3 separate regions of the Mus musculus genome follow, and all the other regions are linked to region 1. The links are chromatin loops, found by intact Hi-C in ENCODE. Cell type or tissue: left cerebral cortex. All regions are shown on one strand. Links, peaks and the distances in the headings refer to the core of each region. The heading gives the core; the rest is flanking DNA.

Region 1 (6,065 bases), core at 637-5,636:
CCCCATCTCCCATCCTCCATCTTCCCCAACCCCGCCCCCGTTTTCAAGACAGAGTGTTGAGGGATGAGTAGTCTAGAGAAGGCTTCCACTAATGCCCAAGCATATGGAAGCCTCTCATGGTCTACCCTCTGAGCATCAGGACCAACATGCAAGGGGCTGGACCTCTATTTGACATTTATGAGATGCTTGGCTAATACAGTAACCCCTCCCTCTGAACCAACAGATATCTTCCCTATCCAGAGCTGTTGACCCAGTGGTCTCTGGGAAGGAGGGTGTGATGGTTTGTATATCCTTGGACCAGGGAGTGGCATCATTTGAAGGTGTGGCCTTGTTGGAATAGGTGTGACCTGGTTGGAATGGGTGTGTCACTGTGGGTGTGGGTATAAGATCCTCACCCTAGTTGCCTGGAAGTCAGTCTTCCACTAGCATCCTTTGGATGAAGACATAGAACTCTCAGCTCCTCCTGCACCATGCCTGCCATGCTCTCACCTTGATGATAATGGATGGAACTTCTGACTGAACCTGTAAGCCAGCCCCAATTAAATGTTGTTTTTATAAGACTTGCCTTGGTCATGGTGTCTGTTCACAGCAGTAAAACCCTATCTAAGACAGAGGGGATGCATCCTATTTTGGGTCTGTGGCCCAGGGTAGGAAAGGATAGTGTGGCCAGCTTCTAACAGGTCTGGTAGAAATGAGATATTCTAAAGAGACACTTATGTCTTCAATGTGACTGTCTGACTATTGAAACAATGGACACTTCCCCGAAAATGGGCATTCCCCAGGAATCTCACACCAGGAGAAGGAAAAGGTGCCAGCTAGAGGGAGGATTCGTGTCCCAGAAAGTGAGTCCTCGAAGTTCTAACACCCTGCCAGACCACATCATAAAATGAGACTGAAGCCCAGACAAGGATGGGTCAGTGGTGGACGGGACCACATCTTGACAGAACTGTTTATATGTGCCGATCCTTGGCCCTCTGTTTAAACTTTAACCTCAGCATCCCAGCAGACAGACTTGAGGGGTTTACTGGATCTCTTTGATCCCTTGCCCAGTGTGTCCACATTGAATAAATCTTTGTCTGCTTTTCATTATTAATTTGGCTCTTTTAATTGGCTTATGGAGGATAAGTGGCCAGACCTGGCTTGGGGCACAAGTTGTGATCCTCACGTTTGATGTCTGGCTCTGTCGGGACCAGAATGCATTTTCCTTGGGCTCTCCAGGAATTCTACCAGGATGAGTGTAGAACTGAAAAACCCAGGAAGCACTGAATGGGGGCTGGTGGACAGATGGAAGACTGAATTCCGCTGGGAATGATGGCGGGGGTTTTAAGTGTTGTGGATCCTGCATGAGTTATGTATTTTCTGCTTGAAAAGCATCTGACAGGTTTTAAATGCATCAGGCTGAGCAACTTTGTCTACACACACACACACACTGAGGGTCTCAATAGGATCGCAGTCTCCAAGGATGCTTCTTTTCTGGCGTGAAATCAGGCAGGCACTTCCTCTTCCTTTGATCACAGCTCCCAGCACAGAAATCTCCGGATTTATGTAAATACAGAGATGAATTTGTATGTCTGAAAAATCACACCCTATGAGGGTTTTTAATTTTGTCCTTTTTTCTGTAGAAGGCTCAGCACTCAGAACCCTCAGATGGAAGTGACGATTGCCCCCAACCTCCTGAGGATGTTCACATAAGACACCCTGCCCAAAAGATACCATGAGATACAAGTGCCACTGCTAGCTCAGGGACAACACAGCTTTTCAGATCTCATGCTATGGCTCGAAAGTCTCGTCCCCAAAGCACAAGTGGGAAACTTAGTCTCGAGTAAAGCAGTACTGGAAGACAGGCCCAGTGAGGGGTGTTTAGGTTACAGGGCCTCGCCCTTGTGAATGGTTTGATGTTGATCATAAAAGAGCTTGAGGCTGGATTCGACTTTGTATGTGCTCTTGCCCACATGATGGTTTCTGCCGCTTTACAGAGTAGCTAGAAGGTCCTCAGCAGATATAGCCCCTCTATCTTGGATTTTCTGTTCTCCAGAACTGTAAGAAATATATTCATTTACTTTTATAAATTACCCAGCCTGTGGTATTTTATTATAGCAGAACAAACTGGATTAAAGCCTCAGATGAGTTGACATCTGCCTTTTACTCAGATTTCAATATGATTGCAACTGTCTGGGTGTGATAGCACAGGCCTAAAATTCAATCGCTTAAGAGCCAGAGGCAGGGGGGTTGTGAAAGTTCCAGGGCAGGGCAGTCTGAACTATACAGCAAACCCTTGTCTCAATAAAAGAAAACAATTTCAGCGAGGCACTGTCCTTCTGCCTCCTCTAAGGCTAGACCTAGACTTGCAGCGTCAGAGCCATTGCTCATATTTTGAAACTGTGATGTGGGAAATAAGCCCCTAATCTCTACACACAACAATTAATTCATTGACACAACAGATATTTATGGTGGGTCTGCTCTACGTGTGGGTGAAGATGCAGTTCTGTGTCCCTTTGCCACTTCTCTCTGTGCTGCCATGACTCTCATGACCCTTCATCTTGTCTTCATCTAGTCTTCGGCTAACCCGAGTTGTCAGAGGGTTGCTTTGGGTGCTGACTCACACAGACCACATTTCTTAACTTTTTTTTTTTTTTTTTTTTTTTAAGCAGGTGCTTAAGTAGGACTATCTCTGTCTAAAGCAATCTCACAAATTACTAGTTTAGGGGAAGTTTACATCTGTGGTTTGAAAGTAATAGTCGAAGGGTCTGTACTGCAAGTTTGACTCTGAACTAGCTAGCTGGTGTCATGGCAGTGGACTAACCAGCTGGTGTCATGGCAGTGGACTAACTAACTGGTGTCATGGCAGTGGACTAACTAACTGGTGTTATGGCAGTGGACTAACTAACTGGTGTCATGGCAGTGGACTAACTAACTGGTGTTATGGCAGTGGACTAACTAGCTGGTGTCATGGTAGTGAACTAACTAGCTGGTATTAGGGCAGTGGACTAAATAGCTGGTGTCATGGCAGTGGACTAACTAACTGGTGTTATGGCAGTGGACTAACTAACTGGTGTCATGGCAGTGGACTAACTAACTGGTGTTATGGCAGTGGACTAACTAGCTGGTGTCATGGTAGTGAACTAACTAGCTGGTATTAAGGCAGTGGACTAAATAGCTGGTGTCATGGCAGTGGACTAGCTGGTGTCATGGTAGTGGACTAACTAACTGGTATTAAGGCAGTGGACTAACTAGCTGGTGTCATGGCAGTGGACTAACTAGCTGGTGTCAGTGGAGAGTTTCTTTCATTTCCCAGAAGTCTTCAGTGTGAGTGGAGGCCATTGGCATACATTAGCAAGAGTCCTTGGGTTCTGAGGTTTATCTGATGCTTTGAAAGGAAGGACAGGCACTGCTCCCTCCCTCTGCTGCCCTCTCCTCCAGCATCAGCCATAGCTGTTCATCCCAGCAGCAACCAAAGCTGTGATAGGCTCTGCTTGGCTCCCTCTGTGAGCCTGTCCACTGTGTTTTTCTCAGCTCTGTTTTGCATGGAAATTCTTCTTAAAAGCATAGAATGAATAAAGTAGAATAAACCCTTTGTTTTCTGTCAGATACACTCTTTTAACACCAACTTCCACACCAGGCAATTGCTTTTTTCCCCCCCTCTTATAACAAGTGAGGAAACAGAGAAAAAGAAAACCCACAGCCTAGGGAGGTAGCCCTGCTTCATCCCCAGGGTGAGTCAGACTCTCAGCAGAAGGTAAACTGGGAAGCAGTGAGCAGGAGGTGTGATGTAAGAGGCTGAGTGCCAGGCCTGCTTCCAGGCAGGAGTGCTCTGCCAGAGGAGGGGTGGTGGCCCAGGGATGGAGGCTCTGTGCACACATAGAGGTCAGCTGCGGTCTTGATGCCCAGACAAGCTCTTTAAGCATCACTTTGTTACAAACAACGAACAGTGTGCCAAACATATGGTTGGTGAGTGGATGTTTGATGGGAAAAGATGGCACCATGGACAAGCTAGAGACGTTGTTTGGAACTTCCTTTGTAGTCTTATGCCCCTTTCCCCGGGCAACCCCAGTTTAATGGTGCCTTGGTATGGGAACCCTTCTGCTTCATCATTACCTCAGCCTTGTCCTATTGCTTTAACAAGACACCACAAACTGGGTAATTTGTAAAGAATGGGACTGTATTTCTTACACTGTTGGCAGTTGGCAAACCCAAGGCAATAGCACTAGCAAATTAGGTTCACTCTGTTTCCAAGATCGTGTGTGTGTGTGTGTGTGTGTGTGTGTGTGTGTGTCCTTCTAGGGGGAAAGAAGCTTTGTCCCCACATAGCATAAGGAATGGAGGTCCATGCATTCACGAGGTTGGGGCCCTCCTATTCTAATTATCACCTACACGTCTATGTCTTAATATTAATTAGCACCTGGAATTTTAGGGAGACAAGTATGTGAAAGCTGTAGCAGCCACAAATCCCCCTGGAGGTCCATGGCTTCTTCTTGTGATTTAGTCATAAATGTTGAGCATCTGGAAATCAGGATCAGCTTACCAGCTGCGTGGCCCCAGGTCAGAGGCTAGTGGCTTTGCGCAGGTTGTGTAAACCCTTCCAAGTCTGCATCACTTAGGGCCCTCACTGCATGCTCCAGAAATCACCTTTGACCTGTATACAAATGGAGCTGTATGAGCAAGATGGAAGGTGGTGGAGCTGTTCTGCCTTTCAAGTGTGCCACTGTCACCTCTGTTACTACCACAATGAATGGCTGCTAACCTTTTTCACCCTTGTCTGAAGTATCTCATCAACATTAAAAACCTAGAGCTAAAGTATCCTTTTCTGGGTTACCTGGTCTCTGTAGCAAAGGTGAGCATTTAAAATTAATTTGCATTAAGACTACCACAGTAGAGGAGGCAAGAGGCAACTCCAGGAGACTGGGTTTCAGGAAACTTAAGATGATAGATGCCCACATGACCGCAGTTCTCATTTTATGAAGAACGACCAAGAGAAGAACAGATGTCTAAACTTTCGTGGTTTTTCTGTATTCTTTGTCTTTTGAATATGCCAGAGGCAGCATCTTGTAGAAAATGCCCCACGTGAACACATGCCAACATCTACCATCACCAAGCTCACTGTATTTTGTGAAGACTGGTCCCGACAGCCTTGCATGGTGGCTGTGAGGAGTGGATGAGGGATGGTGGGAAGGTTCTTGAAGAGCCACGCACATGCAGCGATTGAGGACGATTTAGCTGCTCTGAACGAGCCAGCTGTGTCTCGGCAGCTGCTCATCCTTTCTTCCTGGATCACTGCTCCTTTTCATGAACTCCTGTATCTGGTTTGTTTGTTGTTAGTTCTTTCATCTGCTTTGTTCCTGGGAAGGTCTGGCTTCAGGTAGCAGCGTTTCATCCTGAATGTCCTGTCAGGCCAGTGTTTGCTTATGTCTTGGCTCTTATGTCAGCTGTACTTGATATCCAGAGGACATAGGCTTTGGTGAAATCACCGCTCCAAGCCTCTCACTGTCTGCACAGTGTCCATTTGTGGATCTCTGTGTTAGTTCTCATCTGCTGCAAGATGAAGCATCTCTGGTGAGGGCCGAGTGAAGCACTGGTCTGTAAGCACAGCACTGTGTTGTTAGGAGTCATTTCAGCACTATGTTCTTTGAGCAGAATAATAGTATCAGGTTTCCCCTAGGTCCATGACCTATCTAGTCTTAGGATCTTTGGCTCATTGGCAATGTCAGGTATGGAGCAGGCCTTAAATCCAAGCAGAAAATGGTTGTATTAATTTATGTTTTGGTCTTCAGTTCAATTCTGTTGACCAATATGTTTGTTTTTATACCAGGACCATGCTGGTTTTTTTTTCTTTCTTTCTGTAGCTCTGTATTACAACTTGAAATTGGGATTGTGATACTGTTTGGAGGTTCTTTTATTATTCATTTTTAAAAGATATCCTAGATTCTTTTTTGTGTTTCTATATGAAGTTAGAATTAATTTTCAATTTCTGTGAAGAATTCTGTTGGAATTTGATGGGGGATTGCATTGAATCTACAGATTGCTTTTGGTAGGATGGCTGTTTTTACAATGTTAATTCTACTGATCTA
Region 2 (6,065 bases), core at 343-5,342, 200 kb after region 1:
GGAGGTGGGATGGGATAGGGGGTTTTCAGAGGGGAAACTAGGAGAGGGGATTAAAATTTGAACTGTAAATAAAGAAAATAAAAAAATCATATGGCACAAGGCACATTGTTTTTAATTATGATTTCATTGCCTCTTATAAGTGAGACATGGGTTTACCGCATGCCGGGTCTTGTAGACTGAATATAAAATAAACTGCTTAATCCTCATTAAAAACAAACAAAACAAAACAAAACAAAAACAAAAACAAAAACAGAATCCCAAACGTTCGATTTATCAGTGAAGGCACAGAAGCCAGATGCTGTGGTGGAAGCCGGCTAGCTCACAGAGTCAGAGAAAGTACCCAGCTGACCTTCCCACTCCACTGGTGTCCCAGAAGGAAAAGCCCCTCCTCCTTCTGCACTCTGTCTTTATACCCTTCAACTCAGAGACTCTCCTTCTCTTTCCTGGGTTTTCTTATGCTCACTCCCTGACAATTGGTTGCTTAATCTGCCTCTTGGTCTATCGTTGACTTTATTGAGTTCTTGTTTACAGAAAGGTCTTGGATTAAAGCCATGTGCTAGGGCTGAGCCACACCACAACAAGGTTTATCCAGTTCACAATCTTGGGGTTCACACGGTGATCACATATCCTACATCACAAAGAGGAAGAATTAAGTGTTGAGTGACTGAGCTGGGATTAAACATTCATTGCTCACATGGAGTGGCTGAGCCATACAGAGCCACCAACAGGCATGGACTGAAGTAGCAAGAACAGAAGGCAAGGCTGAGAAGTTCCCCAGCAAACTGACCTTGTGGCTAAGTAAAGAAGTCTTTATTTTGCATGATGAGAATGGAGCTGATAACTCTGCATCTCACAGGTACCCTCAAAGGCTACATACACTAAGGCTTCCTCATGGCCAGCCGTTCCAAGTAGGCTGCCATCAGCCCTGCTCAGTTAGGCAATGGGAAGGGATTGGTGCATTCAGCACAAGCATCAGCTAAGACAGGCATAAAAACATAAAAAGGAGCCAAGCCAGGCCCCATCCGCACCAAGGAGAGCAGCTGAGTTCTGAAAGCAGGCTTATTAACTTTACCAGGCTCTGACGTTGCCATGGATACCACTAACCCAGTGTAGTATTACTTCTGCCTCTTGGTCCTAAAACTGCTTTGCTCTTCAGCCCTGAGTCATGCTGGCAGAGTGGGATTTTCTTCCCACTTCTCCAAATGGGCCCTTAAAGTACAAATGGCTTTTGAAGACTCAGAACCAGAGAGAACTCATCCTATTCCACACCATCGTTTCAAAAATTGGTTCCTTTCAAACACTATTGTACACCATACCAGCTGCATTTACATGAACGTGGACTTGTGTGAGTGAGCAAAACTGTGTTCTTAGAAAGTGCGTATCTGTGCTGTGAACACCACAGACCGTAGAAGTTAAAGGAAGGACATTAGTGAAGTACAAGTTCAGGTGTCTGTACTTATGTCTGTAATCAATAGTGGTCACGGAGCTCTTGAAAGGGATGTGTTAAGACTGTGGACAACCCAGTACAATGAAATCAACTTCATCCCCAAAATGATGCTCTTGAGAGTTAATGTTCTCAAAGCCTCAGCAAACAAGCAAAATTGCTTCTGACACTAACATTCCCAATAAGCACTTATCAGATGGATGAAAGTGTATTCATTTGTGCTGCACTTAATGTCTCACCCCCTCACCTCACTTGAGGCTCACAACTACATAAACCCAACAGGGCAATTGTTGCCTGTTCCATAATGAGTTATAGAAACACTGATCGCTTAAGAGTGCTGCTGGAGAAACTTGCTTGAAATGTGCACTTCCCAGTGGATCGATGGGTTGATCGATAGATGCTCCAAAGGCTGATGGCAGGAGGAAGAGTGAGCAACTGGAGCAGAATGTCAATGCCTGGACCTTGAAAATTCTCCCACTTCCCCAAATTCTGTATTTATCTTGAGTCCCTTAGCAATTCTCAGATCCTTAGACACTCACTATAAAGTGAAGGTGAGTTAACGTGAGTCAGAAAAAGAGTAACCGTGGCAGCTGCTCTGAGTGGAGAGCATCACCTTTGGCATGGTTATCTGTATTGTTCTCTCTTGGGATCCAGATAGTAGAGCCATTTTACATCCCCTGGGCCACAGAAGAGAGGCCAGGGAAGTTGCAGGTGTGCTTTATGTTTCTTCCCTGGGTTAAAGCAAACCTCAGAGCAGATGGGGAGGGTGTGTCATCTGAGCTGTTGCATGACCTGCTGCTTACACCCAGGGAGTGAGCATCCTGTTCTATTCACAGCTAAAGGTCATTCCAGCCCGAATTCTTGGGGTTCATTCAAGGTCACTCTCCTCAGGTTTTCTCTCATATGCAAAGTAGACTCAAAAAAAAAATCCTATTTTTCCCTCTTCTCTTTCTGATGCTCAGTCAACACCTGCCATTGGCAATGATTGCTTTTGCCAGGGAGAGAGAGAGAGAGAGAGCCTTTAAGGACCCTACAACTCTTGGGAAATTTCTCCAGGACACAAGTCATAATGAAAACCAAACAGAAGAGACCATGGAAGGGAGGAAAATAACTATCAGCAGCCTGAATCAAAGCTGCCTCCAACCTCATATGTGCCGCTCCCTCAACCCTGTGCTCTTCCCATCCACAGACGCATGAAGTCTGGGCTTTGCAGCGATGTGCGGGGCCAAGTATCTGCACTAGAGACCATGGATTTGGATGGTTCATGCTGTACAGCCAGGTGCATTCTAACACAAGTTCTCTGGAGGGATCTTGACTCTAAAGCTGCAAAGCACTAAGCCCTTCAGAACAGCAGCCATAAGTACATAAATGAATCAATACTCAAGCATTCTGTATGTCCAGGAATATTTACTACAGGAACATACTGGCTGGGGCTCAATTCTTGGACTCCTAACTGTGCTAGTCAATATCACTCGTCAATTAGAAACTAAAAGGATTTTATCACTCCACAGCACCCTGGACTCCTGGCTCACGAAATAGATTTCAAGTCAGTGTGAATAGCTTGCTTCAACCGGCAGCTGTGTTGCTGAAAAGATTCTTATAAATCAAATCCTCTTAAAATGCACAGAACTTTCTATTCAACGGGAACGCTGTGATCAATCCTTTTGTAGAGTGAAGAATCTTCCTATGCCATCTAAAATGGCACTACCACCTGTCCCCATCTGTATCTCTCTCTCCTCATTGCCCACTCCTGCCTGTCACCCTCCCCTATTCTTCTGTGAGGTCAGCTTTAGGCATACACAGCAGTTTTTAAAGTGTTCACATCTTTGTGGCTGGGAAGCAAACCAAAGGCCCATCTTTTAAAACACGTGTCTTACAAACACCCTGGGAGAGAGGTGCACAGAAGACACATCGCTGGCTTCCAGAACCCACAATATACAATCACCATAAGTGCTGATGAGCTTGGCTGCGAAAGGAACTCGCTGTTGTGCTCCGAGGGATCGGCTCATCATCTCTCACTTGCAACAAACCACAGACAGCATCTTGGAAGACAGGTGGAGACATAGTTAGGGATATTTTTATTTCTTCTGCTCAACCTCCCCTACTCTTCTGAGTAGTGAAGACTGAAAGGGGTGAGGAATTATAGAAAATAACACTCTCTAAACATCTTTATACTTTAAAAAGTACTTATTTAATTGTATGCATATTATATTATATTATATTATATTATATTATATTATATTATATTATATTATATCATGTGCTTGTATGAGCACATAGAGACCAGAAGAACCATCAGATCTCCTGGAACTGGTGATACACAGGGTTGTGAGCCAGCATGTGGGTTGTCCGCAAGAGCAGTAAGCATTCCATATCACTGAACCACCACTCCCATCCTAGAATTACACTTTTGCTCTCAAAGATGAAGTCAAAGACTGGCCCAGTATTTCTCCATCTTTGGCCACTTGGGATTTTGCCATGCTCATATACAACCTGAAATGATATTTAATTAACTTTAATTAAACTCACTGGTTTTCACTTTGCCTCATGAAAAGGAATGAGGCCAGAGGACACTGAGGACTTGAAACATAGTTGCATTCAGTGAGGGCTTGAAACATAGTTGCAGATCCTGAGGACTTGAAACATAGTTGCAGATACTGCGGGCTTGAAACACAGCTGGACTTTTTTTGGAGCAGAATATACCTTTAGTGGATGAATTCTAGATACTACCTAGGGTCATCCTACTGATGAACATATCACAAGTTGGCCTCCCTAGAACTGACTGAGGTATGATGGTCTCAGTCAGCATACCTGTCCTTCGTTTACCCAGCAGTCATTACAGGTGCTATTTGTGGTGGTTTAAATAAGAATGTCTGCTTTAGGCTCATATATTTGAATGCTTGGTCCCTAATTAGTAGAGCCATTTAGGAATGATTCGAGGTGTGTTGGAGGAGGTGTGCCCTTGTTGGAGGATTAGTTCACTGTGGGTGGGCTTTCAACAGCCCATGCCAGGCCCAGTGTTTCACTCTCTATCTGTTGCCTACAGTAAGCTCTCAGCTATGACACTGGCACCATGCCTCTCTGTTTCCTGCTATGATGATCATGGACTAACCTTCTAAAATTGTAAGCAATCTCCCATTTATATGTTTTTTTTTATATAAGAGTTACCTTGGCCATGGTGTCTCTTTACAGCAATACAATAGTAACTAAGACAGAAGTTGGTACTAGAAACTGGGGTATTGCTGTGACAGGCCTGACCATGCTGTTCTTTGGAAAGCTATGAAAGGGCTAGGCGTTTTGGACTAGAAAAATAGTTGAACACTTTAAGTGAGCTTAGTGAGGCACTCTAGTAGGAGCATAGAATACTATAATAATAAAGGCAATGTGAACTGTGAAAACCTGGCTCAATACATTTCACAGGGGAAGAATATTAGCAAGTGGCTTTTAGACTATTTTTGTGGTGTTTGTACAAAGACTGTGGCTGCAACTTGCCCTTGTCCTAAGAAACTGCCTGAGCGTAAACAGAAGACTTTTGGATTGATGGCATTGGCAGAGGAGATTTTAAGATTGCCTATTATTGACTGTGTCACATGGTTATTAGTGATCACTCTTATGCAGATCTACAATGTAAAGGAGCAGGTCGGGCAAAGGGAAATATAAACTGTACAGTGAGAGGAGAAAAGGAACACCAGGAGAGGCAGTGCTGGAGCCAAGTCGTGTGCTCAAGAAGATTAGAAGTTTAAAGGAAAAGCTGAGTCAAAATGCAGTAAAGGGAGTGGTGCCCTCAGGGTAAGACTCCAACCAGCTAAGCTTCCAACTTGTGAAAAGGAATTAAAGGAAAGCTTAAGCAGCAAAGGAAACCATCAACAACAGAAAACTTCTGGGTGATAACAGGTTATGCACCCATCCCTTTGAAGGAACAGACCTGTGTGTTTAACATTCCTGGTTCCTCTAGTGCTTATCTGAGAGCACAGAACCTCCACGTCTCCCACAGAGACAAGAAGAATGCATAATTAAGTAGTTCTAGACAAGTATGGCCCAGTTATTGTGTCAGCTTTAGCACCACAAGATATCTAACACATCATTAATCTGTTAATCCCTCGTCTCTACAAAATGAGCTGCCCCAGGGTGTGGCCTCATCATCACAGGTCACTGTGCTCATCCTGAGGATGGTGTGTCCTGTAGGACTTGCCCTTCCTGGAATCCAAGGTACCAGCAAATTTGAGGCAATGTTCATTGCTGAACCCTCAGCCTTAGAAGGGGATTGTACCTTCTTTAAGGCAAATTCATAGAAAGGAAACTGGGGTAGAATCACCCTCCAGAACAGCTTTGCTTGGAGAGTTATAGGCATCGTGAGACCCTGCGGTAGGAGAGCCTGCGACTGTGGATAGCATGATAAAGGTCCCGAGGGGGGAAGAAACCTCGTTTTTGGAATATTATGATAGTTATAGCATCATATCATAAATAGAATGTTGGAGCCCTTAAGGGAGAGACAGACTCTTCAATTCCCATAATATTTGGGGATTTATAGCATTGTGTCATGGGCTGCATGAAGAGTTTGAAGAAAGAGAGAGAGCACCTTCAACTCTGTAAGGAAATTTCTGTAAGGGTTTTGTTGTTT
Region 3 (6,065 bases), core at 605-5,604, 81 kb after region 1:
GGTCTGGTGTTTTCTAGAGATTGCACAGGGTATACGTGGTAGGAATTTGCTAGCAGCAGGAGACAGGATCAGAGCATCTTGGCATGGCAAGGAACAGAAAAACAGTGTAGAAGATTGATCCTGCCAGATACCATCTTCATCCGGTATGAAACAAGCAGAACTAAGCAATGAGCTCCTTGAGGATATAGACTACATGGAGATTTCATTTTAAAGGAAGATATAGATGTGATCTCCAGGATAGTGGAGTTCTGTAGGAAGAGGCGAGCAGGTGGGGTAAAGCATACAGATCCTCACAGGGTTAAATTCTATCCTTTGTTTGGTGTTGGATGATCGGTTGGTTTTGGGGTGTTCAATATGTTAATATGCATCAAGTACTACATTTAAAAAGAATAGAAGGATGGAGGGGTTAACCGGAAAACATGAGTAGATTCAGAGACTCCTCAATGTCAGCGGCTGTTTCAGTTCTCAGGTGAGAGACCACCATTGTGCATACCCCAGGGGTCTGAGATGAGGCTCACTGCCTACCAGCCACACAGACAGGACCAGCCAGCCACACAGCACAGGACCAGCCACACAGACAGGACCAGCCACACAGCACAGGACCAGCCACACAGCACAGGACCAGCCACACAGCACAGGACCAGCCACACAGCACAGGACCAGCAAAATTTTGTTTACTAAAATGAACTTTCACGGAGTTAAGTGGCCAAACATACTAAAACATAAGCTTCGGGCTCATAATGGTTATTGGAATTTCAACTCCCTTGTTTACACATCATCTGTTTCCCCAACTTTAGAAGATCCAGACATCACCGGGAGACAAAGCAACTGGTTCAGGATCATATGGCAAGGCGAGAGCTGACCAGAGTCAGGACTTCTCGAGTCAGCATGCACTCTCTACTCTCTTGATGCCTCTCAAACGCCGAGCATAAGTCATCATCTTGAATGCCATCCTTTTACTCACTGAAGCCCTTGATTGTTACACATATACATTTGAGTGTGTACATGTATGTGAGTGTTTGCATGTGTGCACATGTGTCCTTGAGCGTGTGTGTGCATGTGTATGTGTGTATGCATGTGTGTTAGTGTGTGTGCATGGGTAGATGTGTGTATGTGTGTTTGTGTGAGTATATATGTGTGTGTGAATGTGTGCATGAATATTGTGTGCATGTGTGTATGTGTGAGTGTATGTATGTATGTATTAGTACATGTAGTATGTGTGTGAGTGTGTGTGTGTGTAAATGCTGAGTGGACAGTTGCAAAGTCAGACATTTGAAAGCTCTGGGTATTGATGACTGTCCATGTAGGAGCCTAAGAAAGGAGTATCAGGGGGCATTATGAAATACTGTATTCCAATTTCAGTGCTTAAACAGGCTGAAACTGGCAGAAGCACAACAGTATTTATAGTAGAGGATTTCTAGAGACCTGAGACGCTTAGTGGGTTAAATTTTTATAAGGCATTTTTTGTTAGATATTTTCTTCATTTACATTTCAAATGCTATCCCCAAAGCCCCCTATTCCCTACCCCTGCCCTGCTCCCCAACCCACCCACTCCCACTTCAAAGGTAAACCTTGGTAATAACGGCTGAGCATTGGTGTACTGTAAGCCTTTTTTTTAATAGTTGTGGTCTTGTTTAATCTGCATGGGAATAATTGCTCGTCCTGTTTTGTATTCATAAGTGAGGGAAGTGAGGTTAAGAAAATGAAATGATATGTCCTAAGTCACATAACTATTGGGACAGAGGAGTGATGGAGACAAAGAAGTGGATCTGGATGTAGATGTAAATGCTCTCACCATCCCCCAGCCCCATCTGGGCCAACCTCCATGCACCTTTGCTTCCAGCCCAAGAAAAGCCACCCTGACGACATGCAAGTGGAATGAAACTAAAAATGAATTTATCTTCGCTTGGCCTTGATAACTGAGTAGTGTTTTTGAGGTGACCAGAGTCAGATGGCATTCAGAGACTCTGTCCTGTGTTGCTTGGAGAACTCTGCCTTCTCTCTGACCTGACTGCAGAAAATCCCCAAGCACGGGAGTTGACAGAGGAGAGTGGGAGCCAAACCAGCAGATATGGAAGACACAGCAGAGCACTGGGAACTGCTGAAAAAAACTAAGACCTAGAAAAACTCTACTGAAGATTTATATTCCTTTTAACTCCATTAGGACTTGAGGTAGCTAAAAAAAAAAATCTACTTTTAAAGTAAAGGAAATAGGATTATTGGATTTCGAAATTGGAAGCCATAAAATTTAGAACAATTTTATATAAAACTTCAACTCTTTTAAAAAAAAAACAAAATAAAAGAGTCAGATGGTCTCGAGTAAATCCAAATCTCAAAAGAAGAAGTAGACAAAGGTCTCTCTCTTTGCTGAATGCCTACAAGTCTAGCGCCATAAGCAGGAGCCTCGCTGAGTGGGTCGCTGAGACACCCACTCTGAAGCTAACACCCTGGCTCTGCTTCTTGTAAGGGATGGGGACTGACTATGCTTTCCAGTTTCCTAGACGCCACTCCATGTCCAGGGAACTGTGTATTGTCATGTCTGTACCCACACTTGAGCTCCGTACTTCACCGGCTCGGTAAGGCATTTCTTTTCCACCTCTACCCTTTGTACTTACACTTCTTCCTCAACTCTCCATAAGGTCTTTTTGCAAGGACAACTATCTGATACTTTTGTTATTTTCTGTGGTCCCAAGTCAGCAGTGGCTTAGTGTAACCGCTGAGAGTTGTGTTTAAACCCCAAATCCAATGACACTGAATAGGTTGCTTGTTCGTTTCTTTGTCTGTAAAATAGGAGTTAAATGGGTGTAAAGCACATAGCCTAGCACTGAGAACATACAGGTATTCATTATGCAGTGCCTTTATTTATTTGCCAGTATACAGAACTGACTGGGAGAAAAAGGCTTGAGGCCTGACACACAGCTGAAGCCCTTTGATGGATGACACTCCAATCCATGCCTCTCTGAGTACATAGATACCATTTCTTCCTTCCCAAGATAAGAAGCTGAACCCTTCTTTCATCCACACCACCACTATAGCTCCTCTTCATCTGATTTGAGCATCCATTACCATCTCATTGAAATGCCACTTAGACAAGGTCTCAAGTGTAGAGCTACAGAGGGAGCTTGGAGTAGGCTGGGGTAGAGGACTGCCCCATTAGCATTCAAACCATAATAGAGACCATTATCTTGGCAGCAAAATACCCCAGCAGTAGTGATGGGAGGAAATGGGAGTGGGTTGCCAAAGCAACAGAGAAACTTGAGCAGTGCTGTTTCCATGGCAACAGAGGGCCTGCATGGGAGGGCTCTCTCAGTTCCAGCACTGGTTAGACTCTCAACAGTATCAGTGACTCATCGGGTAGATTGCATTGCAAAGGGCAAATTAGTGAGAGGTTTCACTTAAGAAGTTAGGCCAGCATGAAGCCCACAGCAGAGATCTAAACTCTGGAGATGGAGCCTGGGCCTGTCTGTTAGGAATCAGGATTCTCTTGGCTGCTGGCCAGTTCATTACCTCTCAAAGCCATTAGGCCTTATTTATGGTTTGAAAACTCAAGGAGACCCTGCCTGAGCCAAATCTCCCTATGGGAATCTGACTCACGAGGTACATGACTTCAGGGGCAGACCAATGCCTGTGAGCTGTTTCTCCTTCTTTCCTCAATTTTAATTTTTATCAAAGTAATACATTCACATAATTAAAAGTCAATTAGAGTCTATAATTAAACACATAAGGCCCCGCGCATAATAGTGCTTCTCTTCCCTGATTCTCCAGGCACTCACTATAGTGACTTTGGCTGTATGTCCCCTCTTTACATCTGGGTTTTCAAACGTTTCCACCTGAAATACAGTTTCTTTGCATCCACAGTTAAGTGGAGGGAGTCCTCTCTTACCCCCTGTCAAACTCAACCCCCAGACACAATATAGAAACTTCCGAATACATAATATTTATAAACTACAGTGTTTTTAATGTTATAGGATATACCAATACTGCCTGTCTGCCAGCAAAATGATATCTTTTGAGCAGAGGGCTGCAGGCTTCCCTATTCAACACGTAGGCGCATTTTAGGATAATTTATTTCTGTTAACATGTATTAGTTGCACATATTGCTGTGATGCAGTGTGATATTTCAGTATATGAATAAAGTGGGTGCTGACCAACACACACACACACACACACACACACACACACACACACACACACACACATTTAACCCAACTCCCTTAGCTTCCTTTATGAAACAATGTGTGTTCTGTCTCTCTGCTTGAATCATTTAATGTAATGTCTTCTAGGTCCATCCATCTTGTTACCATGACAGGGTTTCATTGTTGTTGTTTTTTATGGCTGAACACCTCCCCCCTTAACACACACACACACACACACACACACACTCCACTTGTTGGTATTGCTTTTTCTTTAATCATCTATTGTTGGGTATCTAGGCTGTTTCAACCTTAGCTATTACAAACAGTACAGCAATCAACATGGACAAACAACTATGTCTTTTGTGTACAGATTTCATTTGCTTTAGATGTACACACAGGAGTGGGATAGGTAGGCAATTCGGTGGATATAGTTTAACTTGTAGGTTCCTAATTTATATTCCCACCAACCATGCATGAAAGGTCCCTTTATCCTCATCATCATTAGCATTTATGTTTGCCTTTTTAAATAGCTCCTTTAATTGGAGTGAGGTGACATATTGTAAGTTTGATTCATTCATTTCTCCAGTAGGGAGATAACTTACCTAGTTCTTTTTTTTCAATTTTTAAAAATATTTTATTTACATATGTATTTACAGTGAGCATGTGTGTGCATGTGTGTGGATGTGCATGCATGAGTGTACCTGTGTGTGTGTGTGTGTGTGTGTGTATGGAATATTTTTTGTTAGGTTTCTGAATTCTTTACATATTCTGAATATTAACTCTGCATCAGATGAGTAGTTGGCAAAAATTTCAAACCACTCTCTCTGTTTCTTTACTCTGTGGATTGCTTCCTTTGATTTGAGTTTGGTGTAATCCCATTTATCTATCTCCTACTTTGTTTCCTGTAATTCTAGAGACATATTAGCAATTTCATCACCTCTACAAATATCTGAAAGTGTTCTTCATGTTCTCATGTTTTACATTTAGGTCCTGGGTACATTCTGAGTTGACTTTTGTAGTCTGAAAGACTGGGATAAAGTTTCAAGCTTCTGCACATGGAGATCTGGTTTTCCAAGCACCAGTGGCAGAGTCTGTCCTTTCTGCAATGAGCCTTTTGACACCTTTGTTAAAGTCACTGTGCTGTAAGAGACGCAGACTTCCATGCATTTCCAGGATCTGCTCTGACATGGCCAGCCTGCCAGGCTGTGTCCATCTTTTCTAGATGGGAGCTCCACCAGGCACTCTTCTGTCCTTCAGATTGACTCTACTCTGCCCCTTGTTCCCAGACTACAGCCACTTGCTCCACTCCAGCAACAACTGGTTCCTGGGGTCCTGAGGCTGCATTGTAAGTACATGGCTTCTTTCTTCCTGCTATCCTCAGCTGTTCAATAGGATTCAGGTTACAGATGTCGGCTGAGATTGTGTGGAACTGTGTACCACATTCTTATTCAGGAGTGATTTAATACAAGAGGGTAGGTAGGATTTTTGCCTTCCTAAATCTAAATATTTTTTGGACTATCTTGGCTGCTATACCGGAGTGACTTTGCAAAGAGACTGCATTACATAAAGTACATGCATATTTTTATATTTAATTTTTAAATGGTAGCTATTTAGACTACCCAGAGAATAATTCTCTTTGGAAAATATTGAATGTTTAAAATTTTTGTGTCCCAGTACATTAGAGTCAAAACCAGATGGTTTTACCTTTTGAAAGAACAAGCCCACTTATGAGACTCATCTCCAAATAATAAGTCAATGAAAGCAGTCATTAGGACTGTTATTTCTCTGTTGCATATGCTTGTAAAATATGAAAATTTACCTAAATGTCCCACAAGACACTTTCTATGGGAAAGCAATAGAGTAATCTGTGACATAAGAGAGGCTAAGAACAAAGTAGGCTCGGTGCTGTGCAGAAAATGTCCATGGTAA

Evidence for each region. Hi-C counts contacts between places; a loop is a spot of excess contacts. Peaks named below come from ENCODE experiments on the same cell type or tissue, not always from the same donor. Only the 100,000 strongest peaks of a DNase experiment are listed, where the experiment ranks them.
Region 2: it touches region 1 in a loop (3-fold over the local background); 3 of 42 quality-filtered maps call a loop at or near these places.
Region 3: a loop joins it to region 1, with 2.4 times the contacts of the local background. A loop is called at or near these places in 2 of 42 quality-filtered maps.

What each region holds. Positions count from the first base shown.
Region 1 is chr8:86,468,634-86,474,698 of GRCm38, reverse strand. No RefSeq gene overlaps it. Among named protein-coding and RNA genes, the nearest start is that of Abcc12, 95 kb to the left of the region's middle. In left cerebral cortex, for the core only: no CTCF peak of the experiment used is centred there; DNase peaks (open chromatin) are centred at 1,345 and 3,758; H3K27ac peaks cover 695 bases.
Region 2 is chr8:86,269,006-86,275,070 of GRCm38, reverse strand. No RefSeq gene overlaps it. Among named protein-coding and RNA genes, the nearest start is that of Gm33687, 7.8 kb to the left of the region's middle. In left cerebral cortex, for the core only: no CTCF peak of the experiment used is centred there; DNase peaks (open chromatin) are centred at 1,082, 1,549, 3,080 and 3,311; H3K27ac peaks cover 1,537 bases.
Region 3 is chr8:86,387,326-86,393,390 of GRCm38, reverse strand. No RefSeq gene overlaps it. Among named protein-coding and RNA genes, the nearest start is that of Gm33687, 110 kb to the right of the region's middle. In left cerebral cortex, for the core only: no CTCF peak of the experiment used is centred there; DNase peaks (open chromatin) are centred at 2,053, 2,493 and 3,258; H3K27ac peaks cover 1,998 bases.